Regions from separate parts of the Homo sapiens genome. Here region 2 is linked to region 1. The links are chromatin contacts, found by Hi-C or POLR2A ChIA-PET in ENCODE. All regions are on one chromosome and are shown on one strand. The core of a region is the stretch at or near the end of the contact, and the rest is flanking DNA. Distances in the headings are between cores, read along the strand shown. Region 1 holds the start of CFAP68 (cilia and flagella associated protein 68). Region 2 holds the start of C11orf65 (chromosome 11 open reading frame 65).

Region 1 (4,949 bases), core at 6-2,505:
TGATCCAGACCCCAAGAGACACAAGAAATAATTCAAGGTGAGTCTATAAAGCATAAGGAAGTTTATTAAGAAAGTAAAGGAATAAAGAATGGCTACTCCATATGCAGAGCAACCCTGAGGGCAGCTGGTTGCCCATTTTTATGGTTGTTGATTATATACTAAACAAGGGGTGGATTAATTCATACCTCCACTTTTTAGACCATATACGGTAACTTCCTGACTTTGCCATGGCATTTGTAAACTGTCATGGCGCTGGTGGGAGTGTAGCAATGAGGATGACCAGAGATCACTCTCATCACCATCTCGGTTTTGGTGGATTTTAGCTGGCTTCTTTACTGCAACCCGTTTTATCAGCAAGGTCTTTATGACCTGTATCTTGTGCTGAGCTATCTCATCCTGTGACTAAGAATGCCTTAACTTACTGGGAATGCAGCCCAGGTCTTAGCCTTATTTACCTAGCCCCTATTCAAGACGGAGTTGCTCTGGTATAAATACCTCTGACATTCTCACTTATAAGTGGGAGCTAAACATTGAGCAAACATGGACCTAAACATGGAAACAACACACACTCCAGGCTACTAACTAGAGTGGGGAGGGCGGGTGGTGTGGGTTGAAAAACTATTAGGTGCAATATACCCATGTAGCAAACCTGCAACCTACCTGGGTGCAATATATCCACGTAACAAACCTGTACCTGTACCCCCATTTGTAAAATAAAAGTTGATTTTTTTTAAAGGCTTACAACGCTCCCTATGACCTGGCCCCTGCCTAACTCTTCAGTCTCATCTGTTACTCTCCCTCCAATTGTGTTTCAGCCAAACTCAACTATTCTGTTTCTCCATCAAGCTTTTGCATATATTGTTCCTTCTGCCTCTTCACGCCTCTTGACTCAGTTAAGATGCACTTTTACCCTGTTAGCTTTCAACTCGGGTTTACTTCATCCAAGGACTCTCTGACCCTCTTCGCCCCCAAACTTGGTAACGTTCTTCTGTGTGCTCCCAGAGCACACACCCTGCCATATCAGAGTTGCCTGTTTTGCTCTGTGCATTCCCCACCAGACTGCAGGCTCATTGAAATCATAGGCCACATTTTGTTCATCCACATATCGTAACCACCCTCACAGTGGCCTGGCACGCAATAGACACTCAATACTCTTTCTTGAACGAATAGAAGATAGGAGATTTAAGCACCTGGAAGAGAAATTTTGAGCAGCAGAGACACTGGGAGGCAGCCATTTCAGACGAGGTGAAAAAAGGTTCAAAACCTTCTGCGTCAGGAGCATGCGAGACACAGTCCAACCTCTTCCTTGGCCTCAGCCCCGCCCCGTTTCTTTCACCCAGAACTCGCCTCACCCCCCTGCGCTAGTGACTGCTTGTGACCTCATGCAGGTGTGATGAAGTCGCTCAAGGCCATGCTTGGGCTAAAGACACTTTGATCTTCCCGAGGGGGTGAAAGGGCGAGGTGACAGGAAAGTGCGCGTCTTGCTTTTGCACTCATAGTTATCATCCACCGGGGAGTCGGTACACCGGCTCGTCTAGACAACCAGGCGCCATGGGTGCGTCATCAACTAGTGACGGGAGAAGACGGGGCGGAGAGAGATCCGTGAAGGAAGTGACGTAAAACGAGCGCCACAGAGAACGCGAGCCGGGAGTCCGTGGAGGCCATGGCCCCTCGGCGCCTCCTGTTGGTTGGGGAGGGGAATTTCTCCTTCGCCGCCGCTCTGAGCGAAACCCTGGATCAGAGCACTCAACTTACCGCCACCTGCCTCCAGCGCCCGGCCGAGTTGGCTCGGGATCCACTGGCCTGGGAGAATCTGCAGTGCCTGCGCGAGCGAGGTAGCGAGCCCGCCCCTCTGCGAAACCCCGCCCAGCGGCCGGCGCGTCCCAAAGTGGAAAGGGTGGGGGCGTGGGGATGTAACCCACGTGGAGATTGTTCTTGATCGTCCCACGGATATTCACATAAAGCCGGCTTTGTGCCCAGACTTGGGCTGGTCTGCACGGTTTAAGTTAGGAAGAGTTTTTCTGTTCCATGTCTTGAGGCATCCTCCTGTCTATATTTTGCGCCCCCAAACTATCTTTGCCAGGTATCGATGTACGTTTCGGTGTGGACTGCACCCAGCTGGCAGATGTCTTTGAACTGCACGAGAGAGAATTTGATCAAATTTATTTCATCTTCCCGCATTGTGGACGCAAAGCTGGCGTAGCTAAGAACAGGGAACTGCTTGCCAAATTTTTCCAAAGGTGAGGAAAGGAGCGCCCTCACAAGGAAAATGTTTAAGATGTCCATAACATAGTTACTGTACCCAAACATAAGGCACACGTGCAAGCTACTATGATATGTTTAGAAGAGACTATAAAGCCCCAAAGGAACCCCAAGTTTAGTTGGAAAGACAGATATATAAACCCTAAATGCTAAATGAAAGTACAAATAATGTACTCTTGGGTGTGTAAAAGAGGATCATTTATTTTTGACAGTGCAAAATAATGAGAGCCATATAGTCTAATGGCTAAGAACGTGCACTTAGAAGCCAGACTGCCTGGATTCAAATCCCAGCCCACCACTTAACAGTTGTTATTTTTTTATTTTTATTTATTTTTATTTTTTGAGACAGAGTCTCGCCCTGTCGCCCAGGCTGGAGTGCAGTGGTGTGGTGCAATCTCGGCTCACTGCAAGCTCCGCCTACTGGGTTCACGCCATTCTCCTGCCTCAGCCTCCCAAGTAGCTGGGAGTACAGGCGCCCGCCACCACGCCCAGCTAATTTTTTGTATTTTTAGTAGAGATGGGGTTTCACCGTGTTAGCCAGGATGGTGTCGATCTCCTGACCTTGTGATCCGCCTGCCTTGGCCTCCTAAAGTGCTGGGATTACAGGCATGAGCCACCACGCCCGGCCAACAGTTGTTATTTTAAGCAAGCTTACTTAATCTTTACATGCTTCCGTTTCCTCAACTGTAAACTAGGGATATTAATAGTAACTAACTGGGCCAGGCGTGGTGGCTCATGCCTGTAATCCCAGCAGTTTGGGAGGCCGAGGTGAGCAGATCACCTGAGGTCAGGAGTTTGAGACCAGCCTGGCCAAAGTGGCAAAACCCCGCCTCTACTAAAAATATAAAAATTAGCTGGCCGTGCTGGCACGTGCCTGTAGTCCCAGGTACTTGGGAGGCTGAGGCAGGAGAATCGCTTGAACTTGGGAGGTGGAGGTTGCAGTGAGCTGAGATCGTGCCACTGCACTCCAGCCTGGGCGACAGAGCAAGACTCCATCTCAAAAAAAAAAAAAAAAAAAAAAGTAACTAACAGCCTCATAAAATTATTGTGAACTGAAAACAGTGCTTTACATGATTATACCACAAGACATGATACTATTGGAGGTGTCCGATGGGGCATAGCTGTCAATAAAGTTTTGACAGAGGTGGTATTTTAAACTAGTATTTGAATTTCAGGAGGGCAGTGAAAAGAACTTTCTAAATGGGAAGAAACAGCCTAAGCAATGAATCATATATAGGAACTGTGCAGATATTGATCTTTCTGTGACATATGCATGAATGACACAAATGCAAAGCAGACCCTGGTCAGCCAATCTTATCAGTGAGTGGGTTGAACATTTAATTTATGCTTCTATTTACTTCCAGCTACTTTCTTTGCATTTTTTGAGGTCTAATAGATTTTTGCACATAGGTATGATTGGATTTTAATTATTTCACAGGCAAACCATGTGTATGTTGCCAACTCCTGTGGTAATTTCTGCTTGTTTATGATAATTAGTTAGTGTTTCTTTTCTCCCTATTAGCTGTGCAGACGTTCTTGCAGAGGAAGGAGAAGTCCACGTGGCATTATGTAGAGGACAAGGTGGAACTCCTGCGGATAAGCCCCAGAGAGAATGGCACAACAGTTGGCAAGTGGTTGCCATGGCAGCCCTGGGGGGGCTCATTTTAAGCGACGTGTATCCATTCAGCTGTAAGGCTGTGGCAGGGTACAAGTGCACTGGATATAGGTAGGTAATAGCATAGGTTTAAGCCTTCTGCGTTTTCATCTCTCTCACTAATGATAACAAAATCTCATAGACAGACTCAATAGGCCCTGCCAATTAATTGATTCGGTCTCTAAAAATACTTGCTTATTTTAATAATGACAGACTTCATATTGGTGTCTATTTTGCCAGGAGTCAAGATAAGTCCTTTCATGTAGAAGGTGCTTTGAACCATATCTTCACCAGGAGCTTACCTTTTGAAGGTTCTCAACCCAGAATCTTCAGGATCAAACTGGGTAACCAGTGGTTTTCCTTTCCAGAACCAGAAGCACTTGTAGGAAAGTTGAACAGGTAACCAGTTATTTTGCTGGAAATCACTTCCATCTCCAGTTGTATCCTGATTGTCTTGATGGCAACCATATATTGAATGGATGGTGCATAAATTGTTAGTGATGTTGGTGCTATGTTTATTTGTCAGCCTGGCCTCCTTAAGCATCTCTAGAATTATAAATGGTCACATTTTCTGATATATTGTAGGGATGGTGGCTGTCAGAGTTCTGAAATACACGTCTGTTTCTCCTTATGGTAGATGATTTCTTTGTTTCCTTTCAAGATCAATTTAAAGATAATTCTTTTCTGTCCAGCTATTTGTATTTTTAATTCTAGCTACATTATAATTATTTACTATCTTAAGTTAGAAAAGTTATTTTTGTGTGTGTTTAAACAGGGGTTTCCTGGAAGCACCTTCATGTCATCCTATCAAAACCATAAATGAGAAACTCATTGCTGAATTAGGCAAAGTTTTCCCGCTAAAAAGGCTGAAGTGTTCCTACCCTTTGCTGCCACAGGAAGGTACCAGTGTTCTTCCTTTCTGGAATTGTGACTTTCTGTCAGCTGCTTTTTGGATTAGTCTCCATGAAGATAACTCAAATTCTGAGTCCCTGACTGGTGGGACATCACAAGATGTGGAAGACTTTCTAGTGTC
Region 2 (7,045 bases), core at 3,209-5,708, 3.4 Mb after region 1:
CTCAGTCCCTAAAGGGCAGAAATCTATAATAACATTAGAAGAAAGAAAAGGCCAGTCACGGTGGCTCACACCTCAGCACTTTGGGAGGCCGAGGCAGGAGGATCACTTGAGCCCAGGAGTTTAAGACTAGCCCTGGCAACATAGTGAGACCCTCAACTTTACAAAAGAAAAAATTTAAAAATTAGCTGGACATGGTGGTGAACACCTGTAGTCCCAACTACTTGGTAGACTGGGGTGGGATGACTGCTTGACCCCAGGAGTTTGAGATTACAGTGAGCTATGATCATGCCACTGCACTCCAGCCTGGACAACAGAGCAAGATCCTGTCTTGAAACCACCTCTGCAAAAATTATAAATGAGAAAATCATTACAGTGAAAGAGATCTGACCTAACCAACTCCATCTTGATTCTAACCTCCAAGCTGTCCCTGTTTATTCCTGGGCATAGGCCAAACTAACCTTGGGAGGAACTTAGTTTATAGTTTAACTTTGAAACAAAGATGGTAACAGCGCTTTCCCAAAAGAAGCCCTCTTCATGCCTGAGGATTAGACTGCCTTTGCAGGACTAACAAATTAGCTGAAACATAGAAATTATGATTTAGGATTCATACATCTGAAGGCTGCCAGACTTTGAGCCTCCTCAAATTGCTCCTGGGGATAACATCACTATTGTAAACCTAAAATCAGTGCTTGAGATATTTTGCAGACCCTGCACTTGATGATTCCACTAGCATCACTCAGATCAATAAACTGGCTTATCTGGTCTTGTGGCCCCGACCCAGGAACTGACTTAGCATAGGAGGACAGCTTCGACTCCCTTTGATTTCATCTCTGACCCAACTAATCAGCAGCTCCCCACTTTCTGATCCCCTACCCACCAAATTGTCCTTAAAAACCACAATCCCTGACATTTCAGGGAGACTGATTCAAGAAATAAAACTGCGGTCTCCCATACTGCCAACTCTGCAAGAATTAAACTCTATTGCAATTCCCCTGTCTTGATAAATTGGCTCTGTCTAGGCAGCAGACAAGGAGAACTCATTGTGTGGTTACAGTCTCAAAAAAAAAAAAAAGAAAAGAAAAGAAAAAATATTTAAGCTTGGCACCATTATTTTTGTTGATGGTGAAAATACTAAAAGGGGCCAGGCATGGTAGCTCACGCCTGTAATCCCAGTACTTTGGGAGGCCGAGGTGGGTGGATCACAAGGTCAGGAGATCGAGACCATCCTGGCTAACACAGTAAAACCCCATCTCTACTAAAAATACAAAAAATTAGCCAGGTATCATGGAGGGCGCCTGTAGTCCCAGCTACTTGGGAGGCTGAGGCAGGAGAATGGCGTGAACCCAGGAGGCAGAGCTTGCAGTGAGCTGAGATCCTGCCACTGCACTTCAGCCCGGGCAACAGAGCGAGACTCCATCTCAAAAACAAAAAAAAAAAAAGAAAAAGAAAATACAACAAGGGTACACAGAAGACAAACAGTCCCCTGGCATAACAAGAGTCACTGTAGTGAAGAGGACAGATTTCTCAGCCAAGAATTAGCTAAAGGTGCCAACTCCCTTCCTCTAGCCTCTTCAAACTGCTAAGCCTCAACAAGAGGATTGATGCCTGGTTGGAGGTCCCTCTGGCCTCCTTTAGGACCACTGCAGGACCTGTGCCTTTGACCCACACCCACTCCTCATGTGTGACATTGTGGTTTTCTACTACATGACATATTTTCCACAATTATAAAAGATTCCATGCTCACATCCGGGAGACAGCCTTGGAGTCCCCTATTGTTGGAGTTTGCTCCAGTGCCAAAGCAGAGAGGAAAGAAATGGCATATAATTGTGACTCTTCTCCCTAGGCAAAATGGCATGTAATTGTGACTCTTCTCCCTCGGCACTACAGATATTTCCCCTTTCCTCATGCCAATTCATTTTTGTTTCCTTATCTCTTGTCTTCACATGGTTTATAAAGAAAAATCTTTGCCTTGTAAGTGGAAAGCAAGAATATTAATTTCATAAATATAATATGATATATTGTATAATAGTAGTAAGACAAAGAAGAGAGAAAAAGAAGAGGAAGAGAATAAGTGGAGAGGGGAAGAGAGAAGGAAGGAAGGAACGATTTCTGTGAAACCACCCAGAAGTTCTTCTGAGTTCTGCGTCTTAGTAAACTGTTCCTAGATTTAAGCAGGTACATATAAATGAATAAACCTAACACTTGACAGTTTCTAGTCTTAATGATCCCTTGTGGCTACTTTAAAGAAAGATACTTTTAAAGAACTGAACAATTTTTACATGTATTAGAGCAATAAGAAAATGTTCTAGCCTGTTATGTAGAAATTGCTGAATTCTTGTGGATCAGGTTAGAGGTAACATAAGTACTCAACAGTAACTATTGTAAATACTTTTTAAAATAATTCAGATAAGCACTACATTAAAAATATGCAGTTTATTAGGTTGATGCAAAAGTAATCGCGGTTTTTGCCATTATGTTTAATTATGTATGTTTAATGACAAAAACCGCAATTACTTTTGCACCAACCTAATAAAAATAATATCTAAACAGCAGTATACCTTAAATTTATTTTTATATTTCATCCAGTACATTTAGGAATTTTTGTTCTAAATTATTTACTGGCTTAGTTTTGCAGTTTTTTAATTTAAAATTTTTAAATTGTGGTAAAATATACATAAATTTATCCTTCTAACTAGTTTCAATTGTACAATTCAGTGGACTTAAGTACATTCACATTGTTGTGTAATTTTGAATTTAATTTTTTTTTTTTTTTAGAGGGAATCTTGCTGTGTTGCCAGGCTGAAGTGCAATGGCGCTATCTCGGCTCACTGCAACCAACCTCTGCCTCCCGGGTTCTATCAATTCTCCTGCCTCAGCTTCCTGAGTAGCTGGGACTACAGGCAGCGCGCCACCAGGAGATTGAGACCATCCTGGCTAACACAGTAAAACCCCGTCTCTACTAAACATACAAAAAATTAGCCGGGTATCATGGAGGGCGCCTGTAGTCCCAGCTACTTGGGAGGCTGGGCTAATTTTTGTATTTTTAGTAGAGAGGGGGTTTCACCATGTTGTCCAGGCTGGTCTTGAACTCCTGACCTCAAGTGATCCGCCCACCTCAGCCTCCCAAAGTGCTGGGATTACAGGTGTGAGCCACCACACCTGGCCTGAATTTAAATTTTTTAACCCAGTTTCTATTAGATTGAAAATTAAGATATACATAATGTTTCCATGACTATATTTTTACAGTTTATTGTTCATAACTACTGTGTATTAATGCATCAAGGCAACTACATAAAGAGGAACTGAAGCTCACCCCTTGCTTATGATTGTGATGATTTTAAAGAACTCTGGAAGTTCAGTGAGTCACTGAATTAACCTACCAAGAATTTTTTCTGTACAAATGTTTTCATTATACAGGGAAATTTCTCTTCAGGTGTTTCTTTTCCCTCCTTAAAAGTTTATCTTCCTTACAAACAAATTATATTCCATGCATGAACATAGGACGAACATAGCAAAACTGGGCAGTTCTGAACAAGATTTTTTCACATTGCAATAATCTGTGACCAACTAAAGCACTGCCAAAGTGTCAGACTCAGAATTCAAGCAAGTCAGACTTGCTTTAGATAAGCAGTGCTTGCATTATTTAAGGTCATTTGAAAACTCATTCAAGAGGTCGTCTGTTTTCACTTAAAGCAGTTTAGCTTAACCAGCTGAAGAGCTTACATTTAGAAATAACATTGGACTGCAAGTCACGTATTCTTTGACCTTGAGCAAGACCTGTCAAATAGCTAGAAGGATCAGTTGTCTCATTTTCAAATGAATAAATTAAACTAATTAAATAGGCCGGGCGCGGTGGTTCACGCCTGTAATCCTAGCACTTTGGGAGGCCAAGGCGGGAGATGGGGTAGGGGGGGATCGCTGGAGCCCAGGAGTTCAAGACCAGCCTGGACAACATGGAGAAACCCTGTCGCCACTATTAATAAAAATAGAAAAATGAGCCTGGCGTGGTGGTGCACTCCTACGGTCCCAGCTACTCGGGAGGCTGACGTGGGAGAATCACCTGAGCCAGGGGAGTTCCAGGCTGCAGTGAGCCGAGATCGCGCCACTGCACTCCAGCCTCGGCCACAGATTGAGACCCTATCTCAAGAAAAATTTTACAAAAATTAATAGAAAATATTTCATTATATTTCTCAACATCTTTAAGGTTCTTGGTTGAAATGACTGGGCTTTATTATATACTAAGCCCAACTTCGTAGACAATCACTTTGCTTTCCCTTCCAAAATCCTTTGCCTCAAAGCCACTGACAATCGAAAGCGGGCTTCTAACAGAACCAGCAGCCTTCACAAGCGGTTGGTCTATATCCCCTGCACTTTGTCAGAGCGCGAATAGAGGAAAGGCGGGGCCTAGAAGGCGGGGCTAGGAGGGCAATGGGGCGGGACAGAACGGATTGAGTTACGTCATTTCCGCCTGCGACGTTACCTAGGAGTCCAGCGGCGCCCGGGCCAGCAGCGATTGGTAGGTGAAGGGAATAGTGTCCCTTCTCTCAGCGCGTACTACTGTTCCGGTAGCCTTTGTGCCCACTGGTTTGAGCCTTCGTTGTTTCAAGGCCCTAAAGAACCCATACCCTTGATACCATTCCCCATCCGCCCCTCTTAAGGACGTTTCATTCCTCTAAAGCCCTCCCAGCGAGGCCTCCAGCTGGTTTACAGTCCTGCCCGGGAGTAACCCCTTCCTCAGAGCTCCTTTCCTCGCCCTCGGTGAAGTTGCGTCGGGCTGGTTGACAAGTCCTTACTGCTCATACTGCGCCTTCACAGATCCCCACACCCCAATCCTCCGCAAAGATATTACTCCGTCCACCTTCCCGCTGACCGGGAAGTACACATTAATCTTCCTTAGATTTTTCCTCATTTCTTTCCTTTGCCCCCTCCCATTTGTTTTACGTCTTTTCAGTTTTTTTAGAGATGGAAAAGGGAAACGCGTTTTTAAAGAATAGGTTAGTTTTTCTTCTCCTGCCCCTAGCATCAAGGACCACAGGTAAAAAGGAAAAGCGAAATTACGAAACTTATAAAGGCCACGCGAATCATTTGTTTATTCAATAAATTTAGTAGAGGAAACAAAATAGGACGTATACAGGTTCCAATTCAAGCAAAGTAAAGATTGTTTGCTGCTTTAAAAGTGAAACCAAGAATCCAAACACGTCTTGTGGGCTTTTTTCCACGAAGCGTAAAAATAAATAAGTGAAAACATCATCTATTATGATAAAAAATTTTATTGATTAGGGATATAATAAGCTTGGAAAATACTTATCTGTGAATCTACAAGTGGCACATGGGTGTAGTAAAATACTTCATTGCCTGAGCAGTTGTTTGATAGTACATTTTATTTGGTTAGTTTTTTGTTGTTGTTTGTTTTTGAGAAGGCATCTCGCTGTGTTGCCCAGGCTGAGTGCAGTGGCGTGATCTCAGTTCACTGCAACCTCTGCCTCCTGGGTTCAAGTTATTCTCCTGCCTCAGCCTTCCGAGTAGCTGTGACTGCAAGTGTGCGCCACCACACCCAGTTTATTTTTGTATTTTTACTAGAGACAGGGTTTCACCATATTGGCCAGGCTGGTCTCAAACCCCTGACTTAAGGTGATCTGCCCACCTTGGCCTCCCAAAATGTTAGGATTACAGGCCTGAGCCACCAGACCCGGCCTGGTAGTACATTTTAGTATCTTAAAACTTATGAAGGGTTTTCACAATGGTTATTTTATCTGGAGCATCATAATAACCATATAAAGTCGATCTTATTTCTTATCTAAAGCCAGCAACGGTCCCACCCTCCTTTCTGCTCCAGATGGTGTCCTCTTACACCTACTCAAAGGTTTTACCATTTAACTTATCCCTTTTTTTGCCCCTTTAAGTTCTCCGTCACTTTAATTTCTCCCTCACTACTGGATGGTACATTTTAACATGCTTTAGAATCTGTCGTTTTTTGTTGTTGTTGTTGTTTTTTTTTTTTTTTAGACCGAGTTTCACTCTTGTTGCCCAGGCTGGAGTAGTGGCATGATCTCGACTCACCGCAACCTCCGCCTGCCAGGTTCAAGCAATTCTCCTGCCTCAGCCTTCCTGAGTAGCTGGGATTACAGGCATGCGCCACCACACCCAGCTAATTTTGTATTTTTAGTAGAGACGGGATTTCTCCATTTTGGTCAGGCTGGTCTCAAACTCCCAACCTCAGATGATCCGCCCACCTTGGCCTCCCAAAGTGCTGGGATTACAGGCGTGAGCCACCGCGCCCAGCCTTTTTTTTTTAAAAAAAAACCTTTAATCCATTCTCACTCTCTAGCTACACCCCATTTTTCTGCTCCCTTACAGCACTCCAAAGAATTACTACTGTACTTACTGTCTCAACTTTCCCACTTCCTCAACCCAACCCAAACTTCCTTCCCTGCTTACTCCACTGAAGCAGTGCCTGTACAGTCACTAGTGACTTTATCTGGCCAAATCTCCCTTTTTTTCCTCTGTATTTACTTGCCCTTGCAACAATATTTGACACAATTGAATATGTTCTTTCTTGAAATTGTGGAACTTCATTGTTTATTTCTGAATCAGATAATTTTGAATGCTGGAATATATTTCCTCTATATTTTGTGTATTCATAAACATATAATGGTGGCATTTATGACATACTTTTTTGGCAGCTTCTAAACACCCTTTAGCCTATGTCACTAGAGAAGCAGGAAGCAGGTGTATGCAGAAAGCCCGTGTAAAATTATTTAGATCAAAGTATTCAATAAACTGGTTCAGGATTTTCAAGGGATTTTTAAGATCCAGTGTTAAATTTCCACCTACAAAATTGGGAATGTATTTGGGAAAATGATGAAATTGTGATGAATTAATGCTAATGCTGTCACGTTAAATAACACACACACTACATTGATAACAGGTAAAAAATCTCACAGTTTAGTTCTTGGAAAGTATTAAAAGACCCATTTTAATCCTAATATCTAATTTACGTTTAGTTTTTTACTTTTCTAAAATTTAGAGTCAAGCATTCCCATAG

The links. A loop is a pair of places that touch in the nucleus more often than their neighbours do. ChIA-PET counts read pairs that join two places held with the same protein, here RNA polymerase II (POLR2A). Pooled maps may share reads with other maps.
Region 2: a map of CD8-positive, alpha-beta T cell shows a loop between it and region 1 (18-fold over the local background). The contact joins the promoter of C11orf65 here to the promoter of CFAP68 in region 1. A Hi-C loop is called at or near these places in 2 of 168 maps with a recorded cell type or tissue (CD4-positive, alpha-beta memory T cell and CD8-positive, alpha-beta T cell) and 8 of 50 pooled maps. POLR2A ChIA-PET finds 5 or more read pairs at or near these places in 1 of 52 experiments (WTC11).

The regions. Positions count from the first base shown.
Region 1 is chr11:111,875,847-111,880,795 of GRCh38, reverse strand. It overlaps CFAP68 (cilia and flagella associated protein 68), which reads right to left and starts at 1,255. Exons shown (of 4, transcript NM_022761.3): 1 at 1,191-1,255. The coding sequence starts at 1,235. FDXACB1 (ferredoxin-fold anticodon binding domain containing 1) reads left to right here and starts at 1,631. Exons shown (of 5, transcript NM_138378.3): 1 at 1,631-1,835; 2 at 2,084-2,240; 3 at 3,785-3,988; 4 at 4,157-4,315; 5 at 4,692-4,949. The coding sequence starts at 1,664. RefSeq lists enhancers at 1,378-1,847, 1,344-1,963.
Region 2 is chr11:108,464,942-108,471,986 of GRCh38, reverse strand. C11orf65 (chromosome 11 open reading frame 65) reads left to right here and starts at 4,458. Exons shown (of 9, transcript NM_152587.5): 1 at 4,458-4,516. RefSeq lists a cis regulatory region at 4,374, enhancers at 4,302-4,446, 4,387-5,239 and a silencer at 6,271-6,565.